Linked DNA regions of Homo sapiens: region 2 is linked to region 1. The links are chromatin loops, found by intact Hi-C in ENCODE. Cell type or tissue: IMR-90. All regions are shown on one strand.

Region 1 (8,000 bases):
ACAAACCAGAAGAAAGTGGGGGCCAATATTCAAAATTCTTAAAGAAAAGAATTTTCAACCCAGAATTTCATATCAAGCCAAACTAAGTTTCATAAGTGAAGGAGAAATAAAATCCTTTACAGACAAGCAAATGGTGAGAGATTTTGTCATCACCAGGCCTGCCCTACAAGAGCTTCTGAAGGAAGCACTAAACATGGAAAGGAACAACCGGTACTAGCCACTGCAAAAACATGCCAAATTGTAAAGACCATTGACAATATGAAGAAACTGCATCAACTAATGGGCAAAATAACCAGCTAGCATCATAATGACAGGATCAAATTCACACATAACAATATTAACCTTAAATGTAAATGGGCTAAATGCCCAAATTAAAAGGCACAGACTGCCACATTGAATAAAGAGTCAAGACCCATTGGTGAGCTGTACTCAGGAGGCCAATCTCAAGTGCAAAGACACACATGGGCTCAAAATAAAGGGATGGAGGAATATTTACCAAGCAAATGGAAAGCAAAGAAGAAAAAAAAAGGCAGTGGTTGCAATTCTGGTCTCTGATAAAACAGACTTTAACCCAACAAATACCAAAAAACACAAACAAGGGCATCACATAATGGTAAAGGGATCAGTGCAACAAGAAGAGCTAACTATACTAAATATATATGCACCCAATACAGGAGCACCCAGATTCATAAGGCAAGTTCTTAGAGACCCACAAAGAGACTTAGACTCCCACACAATAATACTGGGAGACTTTAATACTCTACTGTCAATATGAGATCAACAATACAGAAAATTAACAAGGATATTCAGGACTTGAACTCAGCTCTAGACCAAGTGGACCTAGTAGACATCTACAGAACTCTCCACCCCAAATCAAAAGAGTATACGCACCCCTCTTAGCATCACATCGCACTTATTCTAAAACTGACCACATAATTGGAAGTAAAGCACTCCTTAGCAAATGCAAAAAAACCCAGAAATCATAACAAACAGTCTCTCAGAACACAGTGCAATCAAATTAGAACTCGGGATTAAGAAACTCACTCATCTACATGGATACTGAACAACCTGCTCCTGAATGACTACTGGGTAAATAATGAAATTAAGGCAGAAATAAAGATGTTCTTTGAAACCAAGGAGAATAAAGACACAAAATACCAGAATCTCTGGAAAACAGGTAAAGCAGTGTTTAGAGGAAAATTTATAGAACTAAATGCCCACAGGAGAAAGCAGGAAAGATCTAAAATCAACACCATAACATCACAATTAAAAGAACTAGGGAAGCAAGAGCAAACAAATTCAAAAGCTAGCAGAAAACAAGAAATAACTAAGATCAGAGTAGAACTCAAGGAGACAGAGACACCAAAAACCCTTCAAAAAAAAAAAATCATCAGTGAATCCAGGAGCTGGTTTTTTTGAAAACATCAACAATATAGATAGACTGCTAGCCAGACTAATAAAGAAGAAAAGAGAGAAGAATCAAATAGACACAATAAAAAATGATAAAGGGGATATCAACACTGATCCCACAGAAATAAAAACTAGCATCAGAGAATATTATAAACACCTCTATGCAAATAAACTAGAAAATCTAGAGGAAATGGATAAATTCCTGGACACATACACCCTCCCAAGACTAAACCAGGAAGAAGTCAAATCCCTGAATAGACCAATAACAAGTTTTAAAATTGAGGCAGTAATTAATAACCTACCAACAAAAAAAAGCCCAGGACCAGACGTATTCACAGCTGAATTCTACCAGGGGTACAAAAAGGAGCTGGTACCATTCTTTCTGAAACTCTTTTAAACAAGAGAAAAAGAGAGACTTCTCCCTAACTAATTTAATGAGGCCAGCATCAGCCTGATACGAAAACCTGGCAGAGACACCACAAAAAAAGAAAATTTCTAGCCAATATCCCTAATGAACATCGATGTGAAAATCCTCAAGAAAATACTGGCAATTTGAATCCAGCAGCCCATCAAAAAGCTTATCCACCACGATCAAGTCGGCTTCATCCCTGGGATGCAAGGCTGTTCAACATACACAAATCATAAACATAATCCATCACATAAACAGAACCAAGATAAAAACCATGTGATTATCTCAATAGATGCACAAAAGGACTTCGATAAAATTCAACATCCCTTCATGCTAAAAAAACTCTCAATAAACTAGGTATCAGTAGAACTTATCTCAAAATAATAAGAGCTATTTATGACAAACTCACAACCAATATCATACTAACTGGGCAAAAGCTGGAAGCATTCACTTTGAAAACCAGCACAAGACAAGGATACCCTCTCTCACCATTCCTACTCAACATATTATTGGAAGTTCTGGCCAGGGCAATCAGATAAGAAAAGGAAATAAAGGGAATTTAAATAGGAAGAGAAGAGAGGGAGTCAAATTGTCTCTGATTGCAGATAACATGATTGTATATTTAGAAAACCCCATAATGTCAGCTCAAAATCTCCTTAGGCTGATAAGCAATTTCAGCAAAGTCTCAGGATACAAAATCAAGGTGCAAAATTCACAAACATTGCTATACACCAATAATAGACAAACAGAGAGCCAAATCATGAGTGAACTCCCATTCACAGTTGCTACAAAGAGAATAAAATATCTAGGAATACAACTTACAAGGGATGTGAAGTATCTCTTCAAGAAGAGCTACAAACCACTGCTCAAGGAAATGAGAGGACACAAACAAATGGAAAAACATTCCATGCTCATGAATAGAAAGAATCAGTATCGTGAAAATGACCATACTGCCCAAGGTAATTTATAGATTCAACGCAATTCCCATCAAGCTACCATTGACTTTCTTCACAGAATTAGAAAAAAATTACTTTAAATTTCATATGGAACCAAAAAAGAGCCTGTATAGCCAAGACAATCCTAAGCCAAAAGAACAAAGCTGAAGGCATCACACTACCTGATGTAACTATACTACGAGGCTACTGTAACAAAAACAGCATGGTACTGGTACCAAAACAGATATATAGACCAATGGAACAGAACAGAGGCCTCCGAAATAATGCCACACATCTACAACCATCTGATGTTTGACAGCCTGACAAAAAGAAGCAATGGGGAAAGGATTCCCTATTTAATAAATGGTGTTGAGAAAACTGGCTAGCCATATGAAGAAAACTGAAACTGGACCCCTTCCTTACACCTTATATAAAAATTAGCTCAAGATGGATTAAAGACTTAAACGTAAACCTAAAACCATAAAAACCCTAGAAGACAACCTAGGCAATACCATTCAGGACATAGGCACGGGTAAAGACTTCATGACTAAAACAGCAAAAGCAATGGCAACAAAAGCCAAAATTGACAAATGAGATCTAATTAAACTGAAAAGCTTCTGCACAGCAAAAGAAACTCTCATCAGGGTGAACAGGCAACCTACAGAATGGGAGAAAATTTTTGCAATCTATCCATCTGATAAAGGGCTAATATCCAGAATCTACAAGGAACTTAATTTTACAAGAAAAAGACAAACAACCACATCAAAAAGTGGGCGAAGGATATGAACAGACACTTCTCAAAAGACAACATTTATGCGGCCAACAAACATATGAAAAAAAGTTCATCATCACTGGTCATTAGAGAAATGCAAATCAAAACCATAATGAGATACCATCTCATGCCAGTTAGAATGGCAATCATTAAAAAGTCAGGAAACAATATATGCTGGAGAGGATGTGGAGAAATAGAAATGTTTTTACACTGTTGGTGGGAGTGTAAATTAGTTCAACCATTGTGGAAGACAGTGTGGTGATTCCTCAAGGATCTAGAACCAGATATACCATTTGTCCTGGCATTCCCATTACTGGGTATATACACCAAAAGATTATAAATCATTCTACTATAAAGACACATACACACATGTTTATTGCAGCCCTATTCACAATAGCAAAGACTTGGAACAAACCCAAATGCCCATCAAGGATAGACTGGATAAAGAAAATGTGGCATATATACACCATGGAATACTATGCAGCCATAAAAAAGAATGAGTTCATGTCCTTTGCAGGACATGGATGAAGCTGGAAACCATCATTCTCAGCAAACTAACAAGAACAGAAAACCAAACACCGCATATTCTCACTCATAAGTGGGAGTTGAACAACGAGAACACATGATACATGGAGGGGAACATCACACACCAGGGCCTGTTGGGGGGTGGGGGGCTAGGGGATGGATAGCATTAGGAGAAATACAGATGATGATGGTTGATGGGTGCAGCAAACTACCGTGGCACATGTATACCTATGTAACATACCTGCAGGTTCTGCAATGTATCCCAGAACTTAAAGTATAATATTTTTTTTAAAAAGTCACTATTCAGGTTCAACATCAGATTTGAGCCAGCAGAAGAAAGAAACAGTGAACTTGAAGATACAACATTTAAAATTATCAAGTCTAAAAACAGAACAAAAGACAAGAAAAGTATACAGAGCCTAAGGAATTTATGGGATACCATCAAGCTGAACAATATAAGCTGTATGGAGTCTCTGAAATGTGGGTGGTCAGAGACTTTCTTTGAAGAAATAATGGCCAGAAACTTTCTAAACTTGATGAAAGACACAAATATACATCCAATAAGCTTGAAAAATCAATTATGATAAACCCAATAAAATATTTATTATGTACAAGGGAGTCCCAATATGATTATTAGCCAATTTCTCAGCAGAAACTTTGAAGGCTAGAAGGCACTGGAATGATATATTTAAAGTGCTGAAAGATAAAACTCAGATAAGAATTCTATATTTGGCAAAACCATGCCTTTAAAATGAGGGAGGAGTAAAGACATTCCCAGAAAAACAAAAAACTGAGGGAGTTTATAACCACTAGATCTGCCCAGCAAGAAATACTAGAGGGAGTCCTTTGCAATGAAGTAAAAAAAATTAGACAGTAACTCAAAGTTTTATGAATATATAAATATCTCTGGAGAAAGTAAACACATGGGCAAATATAAAAATCAATATTTTTATAAACTTGGTTTCTCATTCTACTTTTAATTTTCTACATGATTTAAAAGACAAATGCATAAAAATAGTTATAAATCTGTGGTTATAGGCATATAATGTATAAAGATGTAATCGGTGACATCAATAAAGTGAAGGAGAAGAAAGAACAGGATTTTTTGTAAGCAATTGAAGCTGAAGTGGTATAAATTCAAAAAAGATTGTTAAAACTTTAGAATATTATATGTAGTCCCTATGGTGACCATAAAGAATATACAAAATGTACACAAAAGGAAATGAGAAGGGAATCAAAACTTGTCATGATAAGAAATCAACTAAGGCAGTAATGGAGAAAAAGAGGAAGAAAAAGCTAGAATGTATACAGCAACCAAATAAAATAGCAAAAGTAAGTCCTCACCAATGAATAACTACATTAAGTGTAAATGGATTAAATTTTCCAATCAAAGGACATAGATTGGCAAAACTGATTAAGGAAAGCAGGATACAATTTTATGAGATTCATTTTAGAGCTAAGAATACACACAGATTGAGTGTGAAATAATGAGAAAAGGTAATCCATGCAAACAGCAACCAAAAGAGAGCAAGGATGACCATATTTATATTAGACAAAGTCAACTTTTTTCTGGTGTACATAGAACATTCTTCAGAATAGAAATGTTAAGCAACTGAAGCTTAACAAAAAAGTCTTAATAAATGTTAAACATTTATTAACAAAAAAGTCTTAACAAATGTTAAAAGGTTGATATCATACAAAGTATCCCTTACAATTATAATGGAATGAAACTAGAAATGAGTAGCAGAAGGAAAACTGGAAAATTCACACACATTGAAATTAAACAATATACTCAAACAGCCAATGGGTTAAAGAAGAAACTATAGAGAAACTGGAAAATATTTTGAGAGAAATGAAAACACAACCCCCCGACACTTATGGCATGTACAGAAATCAGACCCAAGAGAAAAATGTATAGCTGTAAATGCTTACATTAAAAAGAAGGATGTCAAATTAACAATGTACTTTACACTTTTAGGAACTAAAAAAAGAAAAAACTAAACCCACAGCCAGAAGAAGGAAGGAAAGATTACAACAAAGATACAATACAGGATACAAAAAAAAAAAAACAAAAAAATTAAACCAAAAGTAAGCTCTTAGAAAAGATCAACAAAATGTTTAGCTAGAATGACTAAGAAAAAAAGCTCAAGTAACTAAAATCAGAAATGAAAGAGGATATTACTACCAATTTTACAGAAATAGAAAACGATTACATCAGTGATTGTCAGAGTTAGAGGTGAGGAAACAAATAGGGCACAGAAGATTTTTAGGGCAGTGAAACTACTTGGTATGACACTGTAATGGTGGATACAGGTATATATTTGTTTAAATCCATAGAATGTACAAATCGAGCAAACCCATGTGTAAACTGTGGGCTCTGCATAATTATGTGTCAATGTAGGTTCAGCCAAGCAAAAGTGTCCTTTTCATGATAAAGATTCAAAATGATGCCCCTCAATGCTAACTCAATTAAGCATCTACAACAGGCCAGGCTTTGTGGTAGAACTACAAACAGCGTTGGAAATAACGGTAAGTTTCAGCCCCTACAGACTTCAAGTATAGCTGCAGGTTGAGAAAATCATATTCAATAAGTGCTCAGTTGCTTATGGTTTGCGATGGCAGTGATGGTCAGTCCAAGTATTTTCAGGTCAAGGCACACAACTTTCCAAAGATTATGCTTTCATCTGCCATACAGGCTGTGATATTACTCACATATTTGCAGCTTAGGAAGTTCCCAAGAGGGCTTGAAGCAAGAGGCTTGCTATGGATATTACTAATCACTAACATTTAAGAGTACTGTGGGCTAAATATTGATTTCAGCATTTTACATGTATTTATTCTTTTAATCCTTATAACCACAATTTAAGGGAAGTACAATTTTTATCTCCATTTCATGCTTGAGAAAACTGAGACACAGAATATCAATAATTTTCTTAAAACAGAGCTAATAAGTGGCTCCAGAGCCTGGTAGAAAGCAAGGCAGATATGAGGAGTTCTATTCTATCAGGGCAATAGGATGTTGGGCTGCCCAGTCAGAACAGTGAAAAGCCCAGTAGGCCAGCCTTTCCCCCAGCTGTCCAATTTTTTAATAGAGCTCCTGGTGGCAACATGTAGATTAGCCTTATTTAGACCTGTCAGCAAAGTCCTGGGGATCATGTCTGGGCCCCGTTAATAAATGGCTAAGATACACTGCCTACCATTTCTCTGTTCCACAGAAAGGGGTCTGGGTCAGTGAGAAAGAGAGTGGGAAGGAAAAGTCAAAAACATCCTCAGTTCCAATGACACAGCTTAGGATGGTGAGTATATGTCACATACACATTAAAACCCCCCTAATTAGGTTGTCCACTTCTGACTCGGAAAAGCCTCAGTGGAAAACATTATGCCATGATGCTACAATACCTGGGATTCTGCTCTGTTCAGCACTTCCAACCTTGAAGGACAAAAGCAAAACAGTGTGGGTGTAGGTGGGTGTGTGTCTGGCTGCAAGCACATGCCAGCCACTGCTGTCACACAGCCTTGCCTATGCCTTGGTATATTAAAGAGTGGTGAGTCACTCACACTTATGATAACCATTCATAACTAGAATTTTAGAAGAGGGGAAAACCCCAGGGCTGTACAGAATGACACGTGACACTCTCCAATGGAAGGACAGAAAGAGCAGAAGCCTCTTGCTAAATCTAACCATGAGCTCTTTCAGAGAAAAGAGGGCCGTTCAGCTTTTCTGCGTCACTATTAATGTGAGCCAGCTGGAAACAGAAAGAATGACTCAAGAGAGTACTACCTATCCTGGAAATGGGGTCAAAGCAGGTATGGTGGGGGAACTGGTTGTGGGCGAGACTGAAGGAGGAAGAAAGATGAGATGTGTGTTTCCTCAAAGTTGATGCTCCTCTCAGTTATTTACTCTTCTCAAGGGTGTCATCAGTATTCTCGGAAGGTCTCAAAAGTGGCA
Region 2 (8,000 bases), 48 kb after region 1:
GAAATACAGAATCTCAGGCCCTACCCCAGGCCAAGTGAATCAGAATCTGCATTTTAACAAGATTGACAGTGATTTGGAAGCACATTAAGGTTTGAGGAGATCTCAGCTTAAATCAGTGGCTGGTATGGGCACTATCATTAACATTGTTTCTCATTAAACAACTTCATATATTTATTTTTCTATAAATTGTTTTTATTATTTACATTACTAAGTACTATATGGCTATTTTATTTTAACTACTTGAACATATACTTCAAAATGCTGTGTTTTCCTATGGAAAACTAATGTGTCTATTTTTTAAATGACCCACTTTCAGGAAACTAACCATGACTTAAATTGAGACAGAAAAAAAATACTGTAATAGGTGGACTTTAAAGGTAGCCCAAGAATACTGCAAATTACAAAGTCAAAAATTTACTAGGAGGTAGAATTGACATGTCCTAATGAAACTGCAGGCTGGATGCAGTGGCTCATGCCTCTAATCCCTGCACTTTGGGAGGCCAACGCTGGTGGATCACTTAAGATCAGGAGTTCATGACCAGCCTGGCCAACATGGTGAAACCCCGTTTATACTAAAAATACAAAAATTAGCCTGGCATTGTGGTGGGCAGCTGTAATCCCAGCTACTCGGGAGGCTGAGGCGGGAGAATCGCTTGAACCCGGGAGGTGGAGGTTGCGGTGAGCCAAGGTGGTGCCATTGCACTCCAGCCTGGGTGACAGAGTGAGAATCTGTCTCAAAAAAAAAGAAAGAAGAAAGAAGGAAGGGGAAGGGACGGAGAGAGAGAGAGAGAAAGAAAAAAGAAAGAGAGAGAGAAAGAAACTGCATGTGGAGACAAGACAACTGTGAGAGGAATTGCTAAGAATAACTCTGGGCTTTCCGGTCTTGGTAAGTGGATGAAGGCTGAAGCCCCATTCACCAATGGAAGACGCGTGGTTTTGGTAGGAAAAACCATAAGTCCAATTTTTGGACATGCTGATGCCTGTGGATTTTCCAGATGGAAAAGTCTGAAAGGTAGCTGGATACATGGGTGAGGCTCAGGAAAGATGGTTGCATTGATAAAACAGTGGGCCTCTTATGCAAGGCCCAGAGCAGGCTCCTCCAGTATCTGCAGTAAAGCCATTACCTTCACTCTCTCTTGACCCAACCCTAACCGTTTAACAGGAGCACTTCTGATGTCCATATCCACAATGCCCATGCAATTCTGAGACCTCAGTGAGACTTGATGCATCCACCATGAAACCATAGTTATCTTTACTCCCCCGCAGGGAGGGCCCTCTAGGTACAGTCTTATCAAGCTCATCTGGGGCAATTTCAGGAAGTCTGTACCAAAGCGGACTGGATCCCAGAAGGAAGAATACAGATGCCTGATATTATTCTAAACCAGGCGGAAGACTGGGTTTCTTCCCCAAATTCTCCAGCCTATAACCATAAGTTGCCATAGCCAATTCACTAACATATGCAAGAAGGTACATTTCCCCTCAGAACCTGTGCATCATGGTTTTCTATGAGACATTTCCTGACAACTGCATTGGTGCCCTTGCTTCTAAAATAAATATTGATTTTAGACTAAAGTAGAACTTAGACCCAAAGGGTAAAGACTGGAAAGCTGCAAGTGAGAAAAGAAGGAAATATATTAGGTAATGTCTCCCACAAGTATATCACTTAAAAACATTTCAGAGAGAAGCTAACTTTTTTGCTTTTATATTTTTGTTCTTAAAACTTGACAGTTAAGCAAGAGAAGACATTTTTAAAATTTGGTACATTAATAAATTCAAATCAACAAAAGAGAAACTACTCAGTGTGAGTGAATTTTTTAATTTTTTCAAAAAGTTACCTACAATATCAATTATAGAACTTAGGTTTATTGAGATAATTTTGCTTTTATAGACAGCACCACCTCTAAACACCACAACTGCTGCAGATGCAGCAGAAAAGCTGCATTATACCCATTTTATAAAATTTCATTACTTAAAGAGGATATTTAAAATCTAAAAACTGACAGTCCAATTCAAGCAGGATTGAAACTGCCTATCTTCGGTAGTAGCATGCGTTTTAGCTAAGCTTGTCCATTGGGAGACTGCCTGCTTCTTTCTGCCTGGGAGAGATACTTTCTCATAGCCAGAGCAGAGGTGCTTGTTAAGAGTAATATTTCAGGCTGGGCGTGGTGGCTCACGCCTGTAATCCCAACAGTTTGGAAGGCTGAGGAGGGTGGATCATTTGAGGTCAAGAGTTCAGGATCAGCCTGGCCAACATGGTGAGACCCAGTCTCAACTAAAAATACAAAAATTAGCCAGGAGTGGTGGCACACACTTGTAATCTCAGCTACTCGGGAGTCTGAGGCAGGAGGATTGCTTGAACCCGGGAGGCGGAGGTTGCAGTGAGCCAAGATCATGCCACTGCACTCCAGCCTGGGCAACAGTGAAAGACTCCATATCAAAAAAAAAAAAAAAAAAAAAGAAAAAGAGTAAATAAAATTTCAATGTTAAAGCAAGGAGCTTTCATTTGTGCCCTGTCTTGCCTCTGATGCAGATGTAAGCATTCTCCAGGTTGGAGAACCTGAGCACATCAGCTGCTGGTACGCCTCCTTCTCAGAGTGACCACTTTGGACAAGAAAATAATTGTTCATAGGTATGACATGACTAATGTTTCTATGAGCTTCTTTCTCTGATGACAGGTGCAGCAAAATATGGTTTCAAAGATTAAGCCAATGAGATTTTTTGGCCTTTGTCCATCAGCCCCGTTATTTCACAGACTATTTTAGAGCTATGTATCAGGTAGACACTATTCTAGATGCTTCACATACATTATCTCATTTGATCCTCATACTGTTCCTAGCAAGTCAAGTTTCAATTTAGAGATGGGTATCACTTTTTCTTTATTCCCACCTTATCATCACATTCCAGGAAGGGGTAGACCTTCATATGACAAGACCCTGATCCACCAGGTCACAGTTGACTAGACCAGAGGTTGACACCTGATATCAAGTAAACTGTGCTAATCAAATTTATATCTGTAGGAATTTGCAGCTGGATATATAAAATATTAAAACCAATAAATGCTGTAATAGGCTATATTTGATCCATTTGTAAGTCTTTAGAGCGAATAAAAAACGATGTAGAGACAAAAGACCATTTGGCTCTAAGACAAACTCACTCAGTACTCACTGATGCCTATGTTTCAATTCCTAGATTGACTTGTTTCTGAGGCCTACCGCATTTCATGTCCTTGGGGGTTCATAAGGCACCCTGTATCTTTACAATTATTTCTCCTTTCTTCTTAAATTACCTTGAATAGATAAGGTCATCTACTGAATACATTCAGTACAACCCAATGGTCTCTAAGAGACTATCCTTATCTTTGTTTTATAGATGAGGAAACATACTCAGAGAGTTTAAGCAAGTTACCCGAGATCATGCAGATAGGAAAAAGTGGAATTCAAGCCCAAATCTACATGACTCCAAAATTTGTGCCTTTCACCACTAGATTAATTTAGATCCAAAAATTTTAATGTACCTTGCTGTTTGTTAAAGCTGTCTAAATCTAAGCTAGAGGCTTTATGATTTACAGAAGTTATTGCCATGTCTTCTTAGAGTTTAATACTCAAAACAACTGCTCATTGTAAACAGACAGACATAGAGTATCCATATTTTCATCTACATCATTAAGTCTAGGGAAGTGAAACTTCCTGCTTTCTAGCTGAGTTGGCCTCCTTTCAAGGACTCCAGATCTAATTGCTTTTGCAGAACATGTATATTTCCAATACGTTAGACTCATCTGCTCCCAAGGAAAAATTTGACTTTTTTCTGGTCAATTTGCTATGCACAATTTGTCATCACTAGACCATTCCTATTGTTTATCTTTATGGATGGTTTCCCAGATGAAATTGACATATATTTTTTTCTCTTTCTAACTAGCCACAAGGCTAGAGTTACTCATGTAACTCTTCAACAGCTCAGCTCTGGAGTTTAGCTATTAGCCTTTCTTTATGGAGAAAAAAACCCCACTTAAGCAATCCTATTACCATATCTGAGCTGTTTTGGTTTTTGTCCTGGGATGTGGGGCCTCACCACTCTATCATCCTACATAACTGCTTAGCTTACAAGAATCTGGACTTGGGCCACTCTGATTCAATGATTATGAGAATGGTTTAGGTTAAGACGTTTTTATTGTATTTCAAGCAAAAAACCATCACTTGCTGTAAATCCACCAATTTTGGTTACTTTAAATTTGTTATACCCATAACATTATAACATCAACAGGAATTAGTAAAAATCATCCAGATGTCCATCACTCCAAGAAATCACCTTCATTAGTTTTCCTGTATTATTTTGTGTTCTGTTTGTATACATGTATACATTTTACCTAGTTTTAATCATAACAGATGGCACTTTTAGTTAGCTTTCCTTCATATAATTTGTCAGGAATCACTTTTTTGAACTGCTAATTCTTTTAAATTATTGTTTGAGTAGCCACATTCAACCATGTCAGATGTTAAACTTTTAGTGTTTCTTGTTACTTCTTTAAACAATGCTAAATCTGGTAACCTAGCCTTTGAGGTGACAAGCTCATGCTTATACCCCCTCATCATGAGTGTTGACAACCATTGGCCACATGTAAGCAAAAACTAAACTGGCAGCAGGAGAGCTCATCCCAGGATGTTGCCAGTTTTTCATTTGCCTGGCATGGGATCAGTATGCACCCATCTCTTTCTTGGCAGTAATCTAGGCAGATTTGGAAGGTTTTCATCATACTTAACTTGGGGTTCAAAAGCAACGACAACAAAAAAGCAGCTAGAGATCACTGCAACAACACATTTCATACTGAGGGCAATACGGGTCAGTAGGTGACATGCAGTACAAATTGAAACTAGTGTTTTCTATAAGCACTCAAAGTTGTATGCCTCTATCTTCTCTCCAAATAGGTCCCAAATATGTTACAGAAAAATCTAGGATGGCATTTTCCTCCTTTGACCACAGCTGAGACTCAGAGGGACTTGAGGTCTTTCTGGTACTATTAGTGAACATCTTTGAATTTTTCTCCTCTGGACCCTCAGTCAGTGCTTCTAGAACTGTGTGCCTCTTTTGGCTACTGTAAAAGGCACGGTGATTTAAGCCTGGAGAAATGTAAATCTGGGCAACCAACAACCTCCCGTCTATCCTTCAAACACATATACACACACTTTTACACATATCGGTTCATTTTCTTATCAAACACAAATACATGGAACAACACAGTAACAAGAAAAGCAAAGAGACCGGGGGTAGATAAGAGGTAACCTACATTTCCTAAGGTATTTATACTGACCATCCCTCAGCCTTACCTTTACAGGGGGATTCTCTCTTAAGTCAGGTTGCAGTGTTTAAAACGCTATGCAATTTGCTACTGTGTTACTCAGTTTCCAAAAGCCACAATCTACTCAATTCACCTGTTCTGAATCTTTCTTGATTCTCAAAGAAGCCTGTCTCTGAAGAGCTCCATCCTTCTGGGTCACACTTCCTTCTGATATGGGGCCTCTCTCTTCTGTGAAGGTCTCTATTCCAGTCTTCCTGAAGCAGCCCGATGTACCCTTCTTTCTCTGCCTTTTCAAATGGCCACAGTGATGTCACTCTCAGCTGTTTCTAAGCTGGTTCCTAACCTCAAGACTAAGGGAATGACTCAGCTGGAATCAGTAACCTTGTCTTTAAAAGGTCAGACTATTTTGAACCACCACCACCACCATAGACTTAATGCAGTCAACCCGTTTAACAGACAGGTATAAATTAAATACGGGCATACTAAACATGTGTTCTGAGTAAAAGAGACTTATAAAAGATGGAACATTGTTTGCCAAGATTCAAAAAAGTTTTAACTTTGAAATTTCATTACAGTTAGTCTGTTGAGAATGGTAGACAATTTTAAAGCTACTAGTGAACTCCCAAAACTCAATTCGGCAGGCTTTCCTCTGACCTCATCTTCCTTGACCACTAGGCCTTAGAGTCCAAAGGCTGGAGGGGCCGAAGTTCTGATGTCCAAAAGAAGGAGATGAAGTGTGTCCAGCTCCAGGAGAGAGAGGAGAGGAAAGAGAGAGAGAGACTAGCATTTGATACAATTGTCCCTCTAACCTTCCGTTCCTATCCTGGCTTCTCTGACACCCACAATGCCAAGTTAGTTTTGCTCTCATTCCTTTCCTGCTCCCTCAGGTAGTTTATTCATGACGAGTGTCTGCAGTTATCACCTGCATGTGGTTTCTTGGTATTAGTTGGGAGTTGCAAGTAATAGAAACCTAACTTGAACTAGCATAAATTTTACAAACATATTTAAGGATCTTAGGCAAGAATGAAGCTGCCTAAATAAGGAATACTTGGGATCAGAGACTCAAACATGTGAGTTTTCTACCAATTTTGTTTTCTTTTTCTGTGTGACTGTTTCATTTTCCTGTGTGCAGACCATTTTGAATTTATATCTCTTTTGTTCCAGAGAGCAGGAAGACTGGGTTGTAATGTCTTGGTCTCAATTCCAGATTTCTAAGTAAGGCTTTTGATTGGCTCAGTTTAGGCTTAGGTCTCGAATAAATCAATTTCAGCAGGGGGTACAGTCAAGGGAAAAGGTTAAGTGATCACCTTGGATCAATCAACCATGGCTAGGTGGTCATAAGAACATGGTGTCCCTAATGTCACCTCCAGACTTAACCTCCCATCTGAGCACATAAAGAATTTGCTAGATATTATCACATGCTGCCATCTCCAACTTAACAAGCCTGAAACTGATCTCATAATTTCCCACCCAAACTATAGGCCACCTTTACTATTTGTGAATGAATAGTATTATCATTCTCTCACCATCCTTGGCCCAAACCTTGAATCATCCTGCCTCATCTCTTTCTCTTCTGAGTGCAGTCATCAATTTGTAAAATAGTACTGATTAATATTTAGTGGATATTTACTGTATACCACTAAATGGTACATGTATTATCTCCTTTAATTCTCAAACAAACCCCTGAGATAGATTCTATTGGTAAAGCCATTTTTACAGATTAAGAAACTAAAAAAGTTAGCTTGCTCAAGATCATACAACTACAAAGCAATGGGACTTAGAAATAAATTTAAGTCTGTTCAAACTCTGAGCCAAAGCTTTTGTTTTGTTTTGTTTTGTTTTTTTGAGACCAAGTCTCACTCTGTTGCCCAGACTGGAGTGCAGTGGCTTGGTCTTGGCTCACTGCAACCTCCGCCTCCTGGGTTCAGGTGATCTTCTGCCTCAGCCTCCCGAGTAGCTGGGACTACAGGCATGTGCCACCACACCCGGCTATTTTTTATTCTGTATTTTTAATAGAGACAGACTTTCACCATTTGGCCAGGCTGGTCTCAAACTCCTGACCTCAGGTGATCTGCCGGCCTCAGCCTCCCAAAGTGCCGGGATTACAGGTGTGAGCCACAGTGCCCGGCCTAAGCCAAAGATTTTAACAATCATGCGATACTGTCTTATCGCTTCTCTAACATTTTTGTTACATAATATTTCTGATATCTCGTACCCTACAAATCCCTCCCCAATCAGCTTGTACACCCACACAAACAGCCCTGGCACTGCCATTCCCCTACAGCTGGAAAGCTAGAGTCAAGTGTGAGTAGTCCAGACTTTTTCAGGAGTTGCAGTGCTATGTTCCTTGACATTATATGTTAATTTTTAAAACAATGTGTTCATTTTTTTTTTTTTGAAACAGGTCTCACACCCATCACCCAGGCTGGAGTGCAGTAGTGTGATCATGGTTCACTGCAGCCTTGATTTCCTGGGTTCAGGTGATTCTCCCACCTCAGCCTCTCGATTAGCTGGGACTACAGGCACATGCCACCACTCCCAGCTAATTTTTGTATTTTTTTTATAGAGACAGGGTTTCACCACATTGCCTAGGCTGGTCTTAAACTCCTGGGCTCAAGCAATCCTCCTGCCTCGGCTTCCAAAAGTGTTGGGATTACAGGCATGAGTCACGATGCCCTGCCAGTTTTTGTTTGTTTGTTTGTTTGTT

What was found. Hi-C counts contacts between places; a loop is a spot of excess contacts. Peaks named below come from ENCODE experiments on the same cell type or tissue, not always from the same donor. Only the 100,000 strongest peaks of a DNase experiment are listed, where the experiment ranks them.
Region 2: a loop joins it to region 1, with 2.3 times the contacts of the local background. A loop is called at or near these places in 1 of 110 quality-filtered maps.

What each region holds. Positions count from the first base shown.
Region 1 is chr4:105,298,868-105,306,867 of GRCh38, forward strand. All of the region lies in intron 2 of TET2-AS1 (TET2 antisense RNA 1), which reads right to left. Among named protein-coding and RNA genes, the nearest start is that of TET2-AS1, 50 kb to the right of the region's middle. RefSeq lists an enhancer at 7,551-7,830. In IMR-90, no CTCF peak of the experiment used is centred here; no DNase peak of the experiment used is centred here.
Region 2 is chr4:105,347,359-105,355,358 of GRCh38, forward strand. It overlaps TET2-AS1 (TET2 antisense RNA 1), which reads right to left and starts at 5,523. Exons shown (of 6, transcript NR_126420.1): 1 at 5,322-5,523. In IMR-90, no CTCF peak of the experiment used is centred here; a DNase peak (open chromatin) is centred at 4,003.